2 separate regions of the Homo sapiens genome follow, and region 1 is linked to region 2. A link is a loop called in an ENCODE intact Hi-C map of the cell type or tissue named here. Cell type or tissue: B cell. All regions are shown on one strand. Links, peaks and the distances in the headings refer to the core of each region. The heading gives the core; the rest is flanking DNA.

Region 1 (8,433 bases), core at 172-8,171, 100 kb after region 2:
AGACATAATTTTATTGGGCACTCAATAGACTACAGCATAGTAAAAATGTAACTTTTATATTCACTGGGAAACTGAAAATTTACATGACTTATTTTATTGCAATATCCACTTTATTTTGGCCATCTGGAACTAAACCCACAATATCTTTAAAGTATGCCAGTATGCCTCTATATCATTTATAGCTATTGGTAGTTATAAATAAAGTTAATGCACCATTAAATAAAATAATTGTCTTAAATTTAAGTGAAATGTCCCATAAAGACCTAAAGGATGAAGTTTAAATCTAGGTTTCCCATGCAACTTTCAATTCCATGTCAAATAGTATTAGTATTTGCATATCTGACCACCAGTCATTGTTCTTCTCCCTTTCTCTATTTATTTCAAACTCCATTGCACACCACGTGTCCTATTGTATATGTATTTAGAACCACAGCCCCTGTGAAAAGTTCAATTTACATACTGCAGAAATAGATGCCTCCTGAAAACTCTTTCACTCTAAGGGTGTTCATAGGGCATTTATGTCTGTCCTACGGATGCTAAGTACAAATAAAACCTGTGAATATTAAATGTAAAACAAATACTAGATGAGTCTGAAAAATGGTGAGAGGAATGCATACCCTCAAGAAATATTAGGACACAAAGAACAACATGGCAGTGAATTTCCTTGGCTTTCTGTCTTATATATCCCAAACTTGGGGCTAAAGAAGCATGCAACCTAGAAATATCAGCTGGTAGTGAAAAAAAAAATTACAACAAAAGTCTGCTCTTTCTAGCCAAGGAACATGGAACAGAGCAACGTAGCAAGCCAATAAACTTTTAGACAATAACAATTCTACTCTAGCTAAACACCACTGAAAGAACAAACGAACAAAAAAACTGTGGGATTTTTATGGGGTTAGGGGGCTGTCCTGAGAAAGGTCAGAGTGAAGTCCACCTAAATCATAGGATTGAGACAAGAAGTCTCTCTTATCTTGGTTTAATGGCAGAATCAATAAGCAGTTTCCAGTACTTATTTGGCAGATTAGCAATGCCAGTTATTTATTACAGCATCATGGTCAACATCAGTGTGTTCCTTTTGGTCTTCCACTCGTGGATGAAAGATGGCTACAGCAGCTCTAATTATTACATTTCTATAGCAGAAAACAGTGTGATATGTGAAAGAGAATTTCTCCTGTACCTTATTTGTATTAGGCTGGAAATGTTTGTACAGAAGAATTCAAGAAAACATTCCCTAACATTTTATTGGCAAGAACTGGACAGCCCTAGGCCAGGTGCTGGAATTATTTCCCCAGAAATTAAGCAGTTTCTGATAAATAGAGATAAATCGCTTTAGCTAGGTAGAAGAACTTGAGAGGATTGGGAAAGGTTGCAAGATGGCTTTTGGTTTAACTAAAAAACAAAGTCTACAACTAGCTTTATTAATATAGTTTCATATGTTAGCCATTACAGATGTTTTCAATCTATTGTGTCCCACTATTAATTCTGTAAATTGATGAACTTATTCTGAAATAGTAAATTTCACCCCCAGCCAAGAGGACAGGCATCCCTGAAGAAGCAGATCAGTCATTCACCAATGTTTTCCTGTAGCTCGGCTAGCCTCACAGGGACTTTGATGGTACAGGAGGATTTAATCCATATTCATCACAATCTACAGGATATATGCTTTTATCTCCAATCTTCCAAAATCAAAGCCCACTGGGGGAAAAAATATATATATATATATATATATTTAGAGAGAGAGAGAGAGAGAGAGAGAGAGAGAGAGAGAGACAGATGTACTTAGTGGTGTCATAGTACTTTCCTACTCTGCCAAGAATTTCTCACTTCCTCCACTCTCAACTTTTCCCACAATGCTTTGTGGAGTCCTGTAATTAATGTAAATACATTTTCATATATCTTTAATGTATTCATAAAATGTTATATTTTCACTTTTGCCTTAGGTTGAAAGTCTTCTGTCTTCCCCCAAGAATACCACGGTTATTGTTCAGAATTGTTCAATACCCAAAGTATCAATTGGCCTGGACGCAATGGTTATTTTCCTTGATCTACATTGTGAAATTCATATAATTACATTTTAATTCTTCTAAAACAGTCTTTTTTCAGCTTATGTTAATTGGCTATGCTATCTAGCCTAGTTCATTATTTGCATAGTTTACAAATACTTTATCATTTGAGGCTTTGGTATCTGGATAATAATCATTTACATTTCTAAAGTTCACATCAACACTGGCTATTCTTTTTAATGTATTTTTAAAAGTCTCTGTATATTAGATTATGAAAGAGGTAATGCATGCATGCAAATATATACCTGTGGTAGTTAAGAACTTCCAACCAGTTCAGTCTAACTCCTTATGGGAAAAATAGATTAATTCTTCACTTTATATTTCCTACACAGGTTGTTTGTCTTAATGACAGGACACAGCCTTACACATCTTTTTTTAATTATCAAGTTTAAATAAAAATAGTATGTTAAAATCTAACGTTAACTGCTACTTTTATTTATTCATGGACAACTCAGGAATTTATAACATTTTACTTCATTGATATCACTCCAATTTATATATAATTTTTACTATATATTTTGATTATTTATTACAAACCCATCAAGACATTATAGGTATTACTTTATAGAAATACTTCCATATTTATTCTTTCAATTTTTCTTCATTTTCTCCTGCATCTCAGAATTTCCACCTCATAAAATTTTCCTTCTCCCCGTAAAATACTCTTTAATGTTTATTTTACAGAATTCTCTGGGTAATACACTTTTAATACTTTTGTCTAAAAATTTTTTATATTTTGAAAGTTATCTTTCCTACATATATAATTGTAAATTGGCAGTTATATTTTGACAGTGTTATGAAGATATTCCATTGTCTCCTGGCCTATATTATTCCTTTTGAGAACTCAGTTTTCAGGGTGGGGATATTGGAATATTTATAGAAATTTGATTATATCTTTATTTCTAGCTGTATCGTTATCAAAAGGGTAGGTAAGCTTTGTAGTCATTTATCTTGCTTGAGGTTTATAAAGCTTCTTGAATCTAGTTTGACTTCTTTCATCATTTTTGAGAAAGAAATCCCATTCATTATCTCTTCAAATATTGTCTAGGTCCCATTTTATTTCTCTCCTTTTCTGAATGCCACTTAGACATCAATTAGACTCTTTAAACTCTATATCTCATATAGAGCAAATTATGATTTTGAGTTTCTCTTTGTAAAATCTGAACATGAACATATTTAGTGCACATGACAAATAGCTCTGATTATATGGACATATTTGGTTATGGTGTTTAAAATAACTATTATTGCATAAGATATTTGTTAATTTATACTAAAACATCTAGACAAAACATATATTTATAAATATTTAAAGTTCATATTCCAGATTTTTTATTCCTGAATAAAAAATACATATTTTTATGGCAAATACAAATTATTCAAAACATGTATTGGAAAATTTCCTTATGGTATACTCGCCAAGCGATAAAGACAAGCCATAAAATTTGTTTTTATCATTTTGCCAAAAACCTGTACTCCTTAATTTTAGTTCTTTTTCAGTTGGGGATATCTCAGAGGATGTTTCTAAACTATTTTAGAGGATTCAGTTAATAAAAATTTTTGTAATTTAAAAAAATTTGTATATTTATTTTATTAATGTAATATTAATTTCATTTCCATGATCTTGGAGATGTTACTTTATGTTTCTGGACTTCAGTGTTCTTATTTGAAAAATCATGGGTTTCAATCATTTGAATTCCTCAGCTCTAACATTAACTGGGATCTACAATACATTTATTTGCCTACTTTTGTACCACCCCATCAATTCTATTTACCTGAATATCTATTACTGTTGATCTTTCTAATTAGCTATCCATATGTACTGCACACACACTTTACATACATATGTAATATATAAATTCAGTCTTAATATCATCACTCTAATTTTAGTTCAAATTATCTGAACTAAATATTGTAAACATAACAGTAATTATTCAGTGTAAACATTATTATATAGTAATTATTACACTATGAGTAGCAATATAAAAGAAGATAGAATTATTAATAAAAATTTAACTTTATTTTAATTAATATACACTGAGGATTAGTAATACTTTACTACTATTAAAATATTTTTACGTGGTCTTCAGTTTCCTATATAAATTAAAAATATTAAGTCTATAACGTTTCTCAGTATATTTAGGTGCTTTGACAAATGACAGCACAGACTGCAAATGCAAACTATCAAACAGCTAAAGAAAATCTCTGAAAATTTCTGTGTTTCTTATTCAATTTTTTGTTTTCATTATAAAATTATTTCTATGTACTTCAATACAACTTCTATAAATTGCATTGAGAAATTTAAGATGCATATCACATGCTTCCATGTTCATTATTTTTGCTAGTTTCTACATAGTTTCTATCAAAATTGCAAATTTAATCACAGTTAGTCATTAAATACTGTTAAATAGACTCAGCATCTATCATACAGATGGAAAATAAATCTAATTTTGAAACTTTTTTATTACCTTAGGTCACATAATTAGTTTCTCTTAAAATATGGAAATAATAAACTAATATTATTGAAATTAACTTTAATGGAAGTCTTCTAAATTCCCGACACATATAAAAAATCATTATTCAATGATTTTAAGAAGTAAAAAAATTAAGCATGGCCCATGTTTTCATATGTTTAGTATATTTATTATCAATAGTAGCATCTATGGAAAATACTTGAAAATTATACAATCCTGTCTCCTTTTTTGAGATATTATAGGACATTTCGAGTAGTTTACATTATTTGTAATAGTTGTTCCTTGATTATTCCAGTAAATATACTCTACTTAATCCTTTTTACAGGTATTATGTAAAATGTATACATAGTATCTGTAAAATGCGTACATAATATCTGTAAAACATCTAAAAATCTAAACATGGGAATGTTTCACAGGATTTATTTTGCTTTGTGTGGCTTTGCTTCTTTGTATTAGCTAAGAGTTAATAAGTCACTCTGATACTCTATATCTCATTCCAAAAAGACTTTGCTCCGTGTTCAATATGACTCATTTTCACTTTCTGTTCCGCTTTTTTTTTTTTTTTTTTTTTTTTTTTGAGACGGAGTCTCCCTCTGTCGCCCAGGCTGGAGTGCAGTGGCGCGATCTCGGCTCACTGCAAGCTCCGCCTCCCGGGTTCATGCCATTCTCCTGCCTCAGCCTCCAGAGTAGCTTGGACTACAGGCACCTGCCACCAAGCCCGGCTAGATTTTTGTATTTTTAGTAGATACAGGGTTTCACCGTGTTAGCCAGGATGTTCTCGACCTCATGACCTCTTGATTTGCCCACCTCAGCCTCCCAAAGTGCTGGAATTACAGGTGTGAGCCACCACGCTTGGCCCACTTTCTGTTCTTTTTACTTGTTGAATGGAGCAATATTGCAATCTTGGCAGTTAAATAATTCACCAAACATATTAAGCACAAGTTCTTTTTTATGTATATATTCGAATTTTTTCTGCCTCTGTGTTAAACTATAGAACATCTTATTTCTAAGGCAAAGAGGCCTAAACTATAATCTGGAGCAATGTGTTTTCCAAATCCCAAGTGTTACAGCATCTAACAGAAATGTTATCCAGACTTTCAAACTCTTCATTTGTATAAAGGAAAATGAAATAAAATTAACATTTATTTTGTTTTCACCCTACAACAGGGATTGAGATTTCTTAGCATATTATTTAACTTAATGTCACAATAATTCTGCAAGATAAAAACCATTATAACCTCTATTTATTTATTTATTTATTTATTTATTTATTTATTTATTTATTTTGAGACAGAGTTTCATCCTTGTTGCCCAGGCTGAAGTGCAATGGCGTAATCTCGGCTCATTGTAACTTCCTCCTCCTGGGTTCAAGTGATCCTCCTGCCTCAGCCTCCCAAGTAGCTGGGATTACAGCTGCCTGCCACTCTGCTCAGCTAATTTTTGCATCTTTGGTAGAGACAGATTTTACCATGTTGGTCAGGCTGGTCTCAAATACCTGACCTCGGGTGATCCACCAGCCTTGGCCTCCCAAAGTGCTGGGATTACAGGCGTGAGCCGCCATGCCTGGCCTATTATAATCATTTTTAAAGATGAAAAAGGAAAAGGAAGAGAAGAAAAGTGTATGTGTATTCTATTGTTTCATTTAGCATTTAACAATGGATAATAACTGAAAATGAGAAAGTTTGCCTTGTTAGAAACAGTATGGTGGTGTTTCATTTTGTTTTGTTTTTTGCCTTTATTACACTCTGGGTTTGTCCTGGTGTTGGGATTTCTAGTTCCCTTTTTTACCTCCATCTCTTTCTTTGTCGAACTCTTAAAATTCATATGTAAAAAATTAGTGAAGTATTCTGCTCATATAATTTGGGTTGAATCATTTTTCATTTATTTTTTTTCCTAATGAAGAATAAATATGAGTTTTTATTATTTAATTGAGTAAAAAACATTGGTTCAGATTTACATAATATGTTACTTATTCAGTAGAAATAAAACATATAATACAAACTTCACTATTTTATATAGAAATACAGAGTAGAGTCATCCAGAACCCCCCTACAGATGCCAAATTTAATGCATGCTCAAGTCTCATATAAAATGATACAGTATTAGCACATAACCTATATATATCCTCCCACCTACTTTAAATGAACTCTATGTTATTTATAATACCTAATACAATGGGAATGCTCTGTAAATAGTTGTTACTGTATTGCTTTTGTATTTGTATTTCTTTTTATCATGTTTTTTCCCCAGATATTTTCAATTCACAGTTGGTTGAATCTCTGAATGTGGAACCTGTTGATACAGAGGGACAGCTATAGAATTCTGAGTCCAGAAAAGATAGGCTTAAATGAGTAAAAAATCTTGATATTTAAGTGTAAAAATAAGATATTTGTTGACTGAAATACCCTATTCTTTTTCCCAAATAAAAACATTATTATGTAAATAATCTTTTTACTATAAAATATTTCTTGAGTGTTAGTAACAGAGCAAAACTCAGAAGATAGAATAATCTTTTTAAATTTATTTATTTATTCTATTATTATTATTGTTGTTGATTAAAGTTCTAGGATACATGTGCAGAACATGCAGGTTTGTTACATACGTATTCATCTGCCGTGGTAGTTTGCTGCACCTATCAACCCATCACCTAGGTTTTAAGCCCCACGTGCATTAGCTATTAGTCCTGATGCTCTCCTTCCACTTGACCCCCACCCGCAAGCAGGCCCCAGTGTGTGTTATTCCCTTCCCTGTGTCCATATGTTCTCATTGTTCAGCTCCCACTGATGAGTGAGAACATGCAGTATTTGGTTTTCTGTTCTTGTGTTAGTCTGCTGAGGATGATGTCTTCCATCTTCATCCATGTCCCGGAAAGGGACATGATCTCATTCCTTTTTGTGGCTGCATACTATTCCATGGTGTATATGTACCACATTTTCTTTATCCAGTCTATCACTGATGGGCATTTGGGTTGGTTCCATGTCTTTTCTATTTTCTAGTGCTGAAATAAACATACACGTGCATGTATGTTTATAACAGAATGAGTTATATTCCTTTGAGTATATATGCAGTAATGGGATTGCTGGGTCAAATAGTATTTCTGCTTCTAGATCCTTGAGAAATTGCCACACTGTCTTCCACAAGGGTTGAACTCATTTACATTACACCAACAATGTAAAAATGTTCCTATTTCTCCACAGCCTTGCCAGCATCTGTTGTGTCTTGACTTTTTAATAATAGCCTTTCTGACTGGTGTGAGATGGTATCTTATTGTGGTTTTGATTTGCATTTCTCTAATGATCAGTGATGTTGACCTTTTTTTCATATGTTTTTTGGCTACATAAATGTTTTCTTTTGAAAAGTGTCCATTCATATGCTTTGTCCAATTTTTGATGGGCTTGTTTTTTTTTCTTGTAAATTTATTTAAGTTCCTTGTAAATTCTGGATATTAGACCTTTGTCAGATGGGTAGGTTGAAAACGTTTTCTCCCATTCTGTAGGTTGCCTGTTCATTCTGATGATAGTAGAAAGAAATAAAAGGTATTTGAATAGGCAGAGAAGAAGTCAAATTGTTTCTGTTTGCAGATGACATGATCCTACATAGGTATAAATATTTCTAAATAAATTAATTAATTAAATAAATGACTCTAAATATTTAGAAAACCCTTTTGCAACCAGCCTGGACAATATAGTGAAACCCCATCTCTACAAAAAATACCAAAAACAAACAAACAAACAACAACAACAAAAAAAGCAGGCTGTTGTGGTGGCACATGCTGTAATTCCAGCTACTCAGGAGGCTGAGGCAGGAGAATCTCTTGAACCCGGGAGGAGGAGGTTGCAGTGAGCCAAGATCATGTCACTGCACTCTAGCCTAGGTAATAGAATAGAGCGAGACTCCAA
Region 2 (8,433 bases), core at 390-8,389:
GCTTCCTTGTACTGGGGTAGAACTAACCCAAGGTATGTTCCTTACAATCCCCAGTGGGATTGTGACTCAGTTGTTAACTGTGGTACTCAAGCTTGTTAAGACGTAACTTTATTGCCCCTTTTCTCTTACCTATTTCCCTTTCTTTCTTTTCTCATTTTTGGTGCCTGGGATCAACTTCAAAATAAAGTGTCTGTGTCCAAATCCTTGACTCCATTGGATTTGGTGGGGGAAGGATTAAGACTAAACAGAATATGAGAATGTCCATTCCAGCATGATTTGTAATAGTAAACAATCAGCAAAATTGAGGCTTTTAAATTTTATTGTGTTTTATAGTAGCTTAGCAAAATAAATCAATAATTTATTTTTATATCTAGAACAACCGAGAATTTACATTCAGAGATATTAAATTTATAATATCTTCATAAATTGGAATTGGAATTAATTTATAATATTTTCTTATGTGAAGTCAATACTACTGACTATCAAGACTTCTTATATGAAGTCAATACTATTATCACTTTTTGGTGTAAGTGTGGAACATACATTCAAATGACTACCAAGTAATGGGATTATATGCATGCTTAGAAATAAATACAGATATCAAGTTCTGAATAAGTGGTCATGGTAATATTTATTCCCAGATAATTGCAACAAACCATGTAGAAATTATATATTTCTTAGATGAATCAACAATTCAATTGTATTATACTGTGTATTAGTCTGTTCAGGCTGTCAGAACAAAATACAATAGACTTGATGGCCTAAACACAGAAATGTATTTTCTCATAATTCTGAAACTGGAAGTCCAAAAGCAAGGAGCCAGCAGGGTTGGTGTGTGGCGAGGGTTTGCCCCTTGGGTTGCAGATGATTGGATGCCTCCTTGCTACATTTGCTACATGCTGTCTTGATCTTTTCTTTGTGTCCTCCTGGAGAGACAGCTAGAGAGAGAGAGAAAGAGAGAGAGTGAGAGAGAGGAGAAAGTTATTTTTCTCTCTGGTGTTTCTTCTTATAAAGACATTATTTCTATTGGATTAGTGTCCCAATTTAATGATCTTATTTAACCTTAATTATATCTGTAGAGGCTTCTTCCCCAAATACACAAATACAGTCATATTGGCAGTTAGGCCTTCAATATATGAATCTGGGGGAAGGAATATAAATATTTAGTCTATAATATACTCACATTCTGTACTCAAGACTTTTTATTAAAATAAGTTACAAGGAACTTATCATCCACTGATTACTAAGAGGCGTTGGGAACCATATGCAAATAATTTTTAATCTTGATCCTTCTAACACTTTATTACAAACTATTCATATCTAGAATTTAAGATTTGGATGAAACTTTTCAGATTATCTACTATAAGCACAACGTACAAGGATATTTCTATGTGTTTCTTGGCAAGGTGCCAGGATCATACTCTATTTCTGGGCGGAGGGAACAGTGCATTGTATTTACCTAAATATTTAGAGAGTCTTCTTAATATTGACTTATAATATTTTTTCTTATAATGTCTATACATTTGACATAAATATGCCATCTGGAAAATGCTGACCATATGTGTTCTCTGATTCCAAGTATCACTGTATTTATTTTCATGGTAACCTAGCTTCAGAACAACTCAAGTGCTCAAACCAAACACTGTAATATGGATACTGCCTGTCAACTAACAGATACTTTTTCTATGATTTCCTCATAAAAAGTATTTGCACAGGCTGGGTGTGGTGGCTCAGCTGTAATCCCAGCACTTTGGGAGGCTGAGGTGGGCGGATCATGAGGTCAGGAGTTCGAGAACAGCCTGGCCAACGTGGTGAAACCCCGTCTCTACTAAAAATACAAAAATTAGCTGAGCGTGGTAGTGAGCTTCTGTAATCCCAGCTACTCAGGAAGCTGAGGCAGGAGAATCATTTGAACCCAGGAGGCAGAGGTTGCAGTGAGCCGAGATCACGCCACTGCACTCCAGCCTGGGCGAGAGAGCCAGACTCTGTCTCAAAAAAAAAAAAAAAAAAAAAAGGATTAGCACGATACAGAACCCTTTTCTCATAATGCCATTTCAAAATTAAAGTTATTTGTTTTGTTGTTGTTGTAGTTGTTTTGGTAAAAGGAAGAAGAAGAAGAAGAGAAAAATTATGGATATGAGGGCAATCTAAGAGCAACATCTATCAACCATTTGATTGCCAGGGTTGGTGCAGCAGATCTGGTTGACTAGACAGGTGTTCCCTTCCTTCCTCACCACTCCATATGCGTTCCTTCCAAAGCTGTGTGCTCGGTAAAAGAGGATGACCATCCGCGATGGAGAAGGACCCATCTTCAGTCAAGGGCACGTGAGTAGATGGGCTTCCCTGCTAGAACTTCCAAACAAGCTCTCAAGAAGAGAAAAATCAATCACATGATATTATTCTTCACCTCTCTTGTTTATTATTTATTGATTTATTTTGTTGCTATTGTTGAATAGTTCATATAGAGTAAGTCTGGAGAAAAATAAATTAAACGGTAAGGACAATTCAGTGATTATCCAATTGAACAGCTGTATGTGAAATAACATCATTATTGGTATTACTTTATTACTTTTAGGGTTTGAATTCTTGTGTTCAAGTGTAGTTCTTTCAGATATTGTTGCTGTATTATCATCTCTAAATTTGTAAGTTGTTTCTTATTTCACAGGGACATAAAGACTGGAAACAAGCTTCATTGCCATTGGGGTTCAGTTGTATCTAAGTGATAAGAGAAAATTTCTTGGTGTTGTAGAAGAGCAGAAGCCATTGTTCTCATGCCATGGCTGAGGATAAATGTGTGGGCTTTGACAAATGGCAGACATGGGTTTTTGCCCATTGATTTTGGAGATCTTCCTGAGAATCATCTTCTTAGGTGTGGTAGGCAACTAAAATAATTGTTAATGGCTTCCTGAGATTCCTTCACTTAAAAATATCTTGAAAGCAGCTTTTCTGACTGTCATTTTGCCACCTCTCAGCAGTTTTATTGGCCACTAGTTCTGTGTCTTAAACCTCTTTACATGTAAAATACTTAAGAGTGCTTTCAGTTTTAATGTCTAAACTCTTATCTATTCAGTAGTGGATATTTGCCACTCTCTTCTAGTAAATATCTGGTTTTCAAATAGATTATATGGTTATGTGAGAAAAATCCCAGAATTAAAAAAAAAATCAGTCCTATTAAATTAACCACATACCTCCATCACACCCAAAGTTCTTGCTGCTTTTCCTCATTCTTTCAAAAAAATTTTTTATGGTTTCAAAACTCCATGCTGATAGTTTTTATCTTTTGTAATGATATAAATCAAGAAAATATGTCAGGAAATAAAATTGATATAATTTCAATACATTTATTTTTATATTGTTTTATTTTGTATTAGACTTGATTTTTATGATAAAAGTCAATGAAAGTTATCAAAATTTAGAAAAATAAAAATGAGATGAAATGTATTAAAAGGAAATCTTTAGACAAATTTAAAGGAGTTTAATGAAGCAGAGAATTATTTGGGAATCCAGTAGCTCTCAAGAGCCAGCAGAGTGGTTCAGAGATCTCACTTCTGCAAAGTAGGTAGGCAGTACATATGGACAGAAAATGAAAGTAAGGTACAGAAACTGGTTGGTTACAGCTTAGCATTTTTTACTTGTTTGGACATGGTCTGATCAATTGGCAGCCTGTGATTGGCTGAAGCTAGTCGGCTGTGACTGGCTGAGACCTAGCAATTTGTTACAATATATACTCCTAAATTAGGCTTTCAGTTTGTTTAGTTAAATTGTAGTTTGTTATGTAGGGACCTACGGTACCGAGACAGCCTCAAGCCAAATTTAATTTAATTAAACAATCATCACCTCAATCTTAATCTTGGCAAAGGAAATACTAAAATAAGATGGGCCATTGAGGAATCTTTGAGCCTTCCAAGTAAAATGGCAAATTTCAAGTTACACTGCGTTACTACAGGAACTACAGAGGTTAGAGTTTTGATCAAAGACTTAAAAAATTGCCATCCAGTGAACAGATACCTGATTAAAGTTACCTCTAAAGAGGGCAAATATTTAATAAATGGCAACAAAGAGCTGGCCGGGTGTGGTGGCTCACGTATGTAATCCCAGAATTGTGGGAGGCCGAGGAAGGATGATCGCTTGAAGCCAGGAGTGGTAGACCAGCCTGGGCAACATAGTGAGACCCTGTCTCTACAAAAAATAAAAATAAATTAAAAAAATTAAAATAAATAAGTAAATAAATAAGAGCTCCCAGTTTTTGCTTTAATAACCCAGGCTTGAAATGTTGTGTTTTTTTTTCCATTGGAAAAAAAACATTTTAAGGTTTCACTTTATTTTTGCTGAATTGTTAACATTGCTGAGCTGATTTCACCTAAATTATGGTAAAGATTAATCAGAGACCCTAAACTCTGAAGGAAGTATCTTAACTATTTTTCCAGAACTCACTAACCGCAAGTCCTAGAAAACTCCCAAGGGCAAGTTTCATATTTCTGGCCATATTTTAAAACTGAAATCATTTTGAGGAAAATTCTAAAGCGTTTGAAGAGAAGCATCCAAAAATTTCAATTGCTTCTCTGAAACCTTGGAATCCTGCCTGTTAATAATCTCCATGCTCTTTGCTTAGAATTTACCCACAGAATTAACTGACAGGAAACTGCCCATCACCCTCCACCCTCCCAGTAAGACTGTGCCAAAACACTCATCAGAAGCCACAATGACAAAAATAGATCCAATTGACGACTATGCAGTGACTAAGAAACGGATGTACCGATTTAAGCTATCTTCATTATCTTCTTCCTTGTTTTGATGGCAAAAAGAAAGAGAAAGCTACGTAATAGCATCTGGGCAAAACAGCTTGTACACCAAGTTCTGCCCTATGTAATTTAAAATATTTGAGTTCTTATAACATCCCTGAAAAGCATGGCTTTTAATACAAACACCACATATATACAGTACAGATCATCTAACTATAGTCATGCTTCTGGGCAGAGCTTGCAGCAATAGCAAAAATAATAAAAGAAAATTCTCTTTGTACAGCTGAATGGCTGCACTAGAATTTTCAGTGTTCAGATGTAATTAGAAAACAGCTGTGAAGGAAAATCAATTGTTCCTGGTAGTCAATGGCTAATTTTCCACAATCAAAATAAAGAATGCAATATGACATGTTTGTAATGAGCAAGTAATTGTTTCTCTTTTGTTTATTGTTTTAACATTTTTCCCTTTATTTGTGGGAGCTGTCATTTGCTTGCTTTAGGACAACTTCTCCTAGTCTTTGCTTCTCCCATCCATATTTAAATACTAGCAACTGCCAAAGAGGCTATGCAGTCCAGCTCAGTTTATTCACGATTGCCTTGCTTATGATGGTGATTTGTGGACTTGCAAGGAAATATTGTCCTTGCTTTTATGAATTCACAATAAAGCTTCCATAAACGGAATGATTATTAAACACTAGCATTTATTCATGGGATTTAACTTTGATTCATTCTGCAAAGGTCTCATGTGTCAAAAAGATGCAGTTCCCAGAATTCATTGACCTGCTGCTCCAAGTGCGTCTGCATTGCAAAACAAAACAAAACTGAAACGACCACACGGCCCTTTTTTTATACCCTTCAATCATTGGCATAGACTGGACGGTATTGGTGTAGCAGATGGATAGAAAAGCTCAACCTCTATGGTGCACACTTGGAATTTAGATGGTTGGAAAATTAACTTAAATGCTAGAATAGACCAATGAGAGTAAAATTGTTTTATCATGCAAAAGAGTCTGGTTGAGAAACACCAAGAGGATTAACACTCCTAGGCTGCTTTCAGCTGATAGAAAAAGAAAAAAAAAATGCTTATATTATTTAGTGAAATTAATGTCTATATTATTCTTTTTCTACACTTATATTTTTCTGGAACATTCTTTGAAAGCAAATATAATTGCAGTTTCAGAGAATGAAATGAATAGTAAATAAGGACTGAATCTTAATTGCTGTGTGATCTTGGGACCATGTCTTAGTCTTGGTTTATCTCTATTTCTTTGTGAGAAAAATGATAATTAATATGTGAATATAGGTTCTTCCTCTTCTAATATTATTACATAAAATATATTAGTATATGAATATTTCCAAATTTTAAAGTTCTGGAGGAAAGACATTTTCCATTAAAAAAATGCATGATAAGCCATCAGTAGCCACTAAGTCATAACTAGTTTCATCACATCCATTTAAACCTGTGACTGACAATTTTCTGATAGTACTTCTGAATTTTTCTCAGTCTTTTGTCTCCAGAGAGCCTGTTCCAGAATCTGTGCAGTGTTTATTATATAGCTCCATTTCTTGGCCCTAAAAAGGCATTGTGGTTTGAAGTCGCTGATGATGAGAAGGGAATTCTATATTTTATGAAGCAGAGTAAACTATTAACTGAACCAAACTTTGAACTGAACTTTGAAAACTATTGGCCTACTTCAATTATTATGGATAACAAACCTGAATATATTTTTTGAATGGCTAAGGTGCCATGCAGCTTTTGTTATAAAATTTCAGGAGGCACTCTCCCCTGTGATTCCCTGTCTATCCACTTTTGTTCTTCATAGTCTTAAGTAGAATACCAATAATTTGATATTCATATTTCCTCCTAATAAATCTCATACTGTCATACTTCATTACCTCTGCTTTTTCTTACCCTCAGCACAGAACGTCCCCTTTTTCCACTTCCCAGTCTTTTGAAAAGCACCACAGGCAAGGTCAAGAGATGTTTGCTTGTTTGATTTTTAATTTGTGTTGTTTGTTTTTGAGATCACGATGTTATACATACTTTTGTAGATGTTGTGCCAATGAAGCCAGTGGAAATTTGACTGGAAGATGAAATGATAAAAGATGGATGACACTTCTCATCCCATGACTATAAGAAGAGATAACGTAACTAAAAGGTAGTTAGATGGTATAATTAAAATATATAGTATAAGACCTGACAACCAATTGAAATGAAGGAGGAAGACAGAAGGATGGTGGAGTTCTGTAAATTCTCCAAGTTGGTAGTATTATTTTATGTCTACAACATGCTTCCTACAAGTACAAACATATGGCTGATGCTGTGTCAAATATATATTGTCTTTCAGAAATTTGAAAATTGTGGTACTGCACACAAGGAGTGTATAGAAGGCTATTAGAGTTGAGTCAGTTCATGACAATCTAAAAAGGAGAAGAATGTCAAACTCTTGCTGCTGAGATTCTGAGATCTCTCCTTTTCCTTGCTCAGGGGTTGATTCTTTAGCTGTTTTCTTGATTTTCTGATCAACCCAAAAACTTTTCCAAGAAGTCCTCTTCACGCAAATTTTCCCCTTATTTTATTCACAATTGTTTTCTGGTGCATGGTATTCAAATAAGTTAAAGTAATAAATAAAGTAATGCAGAAGTTAGTACCTGAGTGTGGCTTGCAAGAAGCAGACCCTGAGTAAAAGTGTTGGTGTGGAATCATTCAGCAGATCACGATGAGACTACTATCTGAATGGTAATGTGAAAACAGTGTTTGGCAGTGGTAAAATATCCAGCAAAAGCTTTATTTCAAATCCCCTAAGACTATATTCCCATTGGCAAAGTCTCTATGGAAAAGGTAGCTACTCCCATACACTGATTTTTATAAGATATAAGCAATGACAGAACCATGGAGAGAAATGTTTGTGTTGGATACATTGAAATATACAACATAAAGAAAAACAAACTCAAATTTTGAAGTTATTGCATCAAATAATAAAATAAAACTTCAGTTGGACTCCAAACAGGGTTAAAAAATACTAATTTCTTCTTGCAATAGTAGTAATAGGAATAAAATACCACATATTGATTCTAAATGTTACTGAAATATTGCAGAGGTTGACATAGTACATGACTTAACAAGATTTGTTACCCAAAGGTTAGGGTGTTGATTAAAATACACTATCAGCCAACCACACTGGGGATATCTTGGAATATGCAAACGATTTACTAGGTCCCTCACCTCCAATGATCTCTATTCTCCATCTGATAAAGTTTCTTTTTTATCTTCTTTGCTCACAGAAGATGTAATTCTATGGTGGGAGGAGATAAAAAATTTTCTCTGAAGTCCCACATCCAAGGCCACATCTCTTACTGATGCTATCTTTGCTGGGTTAACAAAATCCAATTCCAACAAGGCCATAAAAATAAGATACGTAACTGACTTGGGAAGGAGAATTACATATATAAGCAATTGTAGAAATTTGACAATGGATGCCATCTAAAACCTTATGAGATTTTGCCTAATAAGGGTAAATATAATTTTCAAATAAGTTGAAGTATTTTTTCTACATATCTACTTACTGGATAATTATCTATGTAGCTAAAATAAACAGTAATAAAGATTGATCTAAACTATGTTACATATTTAACAATTTGAAATTCTCCATGTAATATAGGTAAGGAAGGGTAACAACAGTATCAAATA

What was found. Hi-C counts contacts between places; a loop is a spot of excess contacts. Peaks named below come from ENCODE experiments on the same cell type or tissue, not always from the same donor. Only the 100,000 strongest peaks of a DNase experiment are listed, where the experiment ranks them.
Region 1: a loop joins it to region 2, with 14 times the contacts of the local background. A loop is called at or near these places in 2 of 110 quality-filtered maps.

The regions. Positions count from the first base shown.
Region 1 is chr6:141,377,936-141,386,368 of GRCh38, reverse strand. No RefSeq gene overlaps it. Among named protein-coding and RNA genes, the nearest start is that of MIR4465, 700 kb to the right of the region's middle. In B cell, for the core only: no CTCF peak of the experiment used is centred there; a DNase peak (open chromatin) is centred at 5,018.
Region 2 is chr6:141,480,112-141,488,544 of GRCh38, reverse strand. It overlaps the pseudogene RN7SKP106. Among named protein-coding and RNA genes, the nearest start is that of GJE1, 650 kb to the left of the region's middle. RefSeq lists an enhancer at 4,784-4,923. In B cell, for the core only: no CTCF peak of the experiment used is centred there; DNase peaks (open chromatin) are centred at 3,624, 4,724 and 5,584; H3K4me3 peaks cover 2,280 bases; H3K27ac peaks cover 2,333 bases.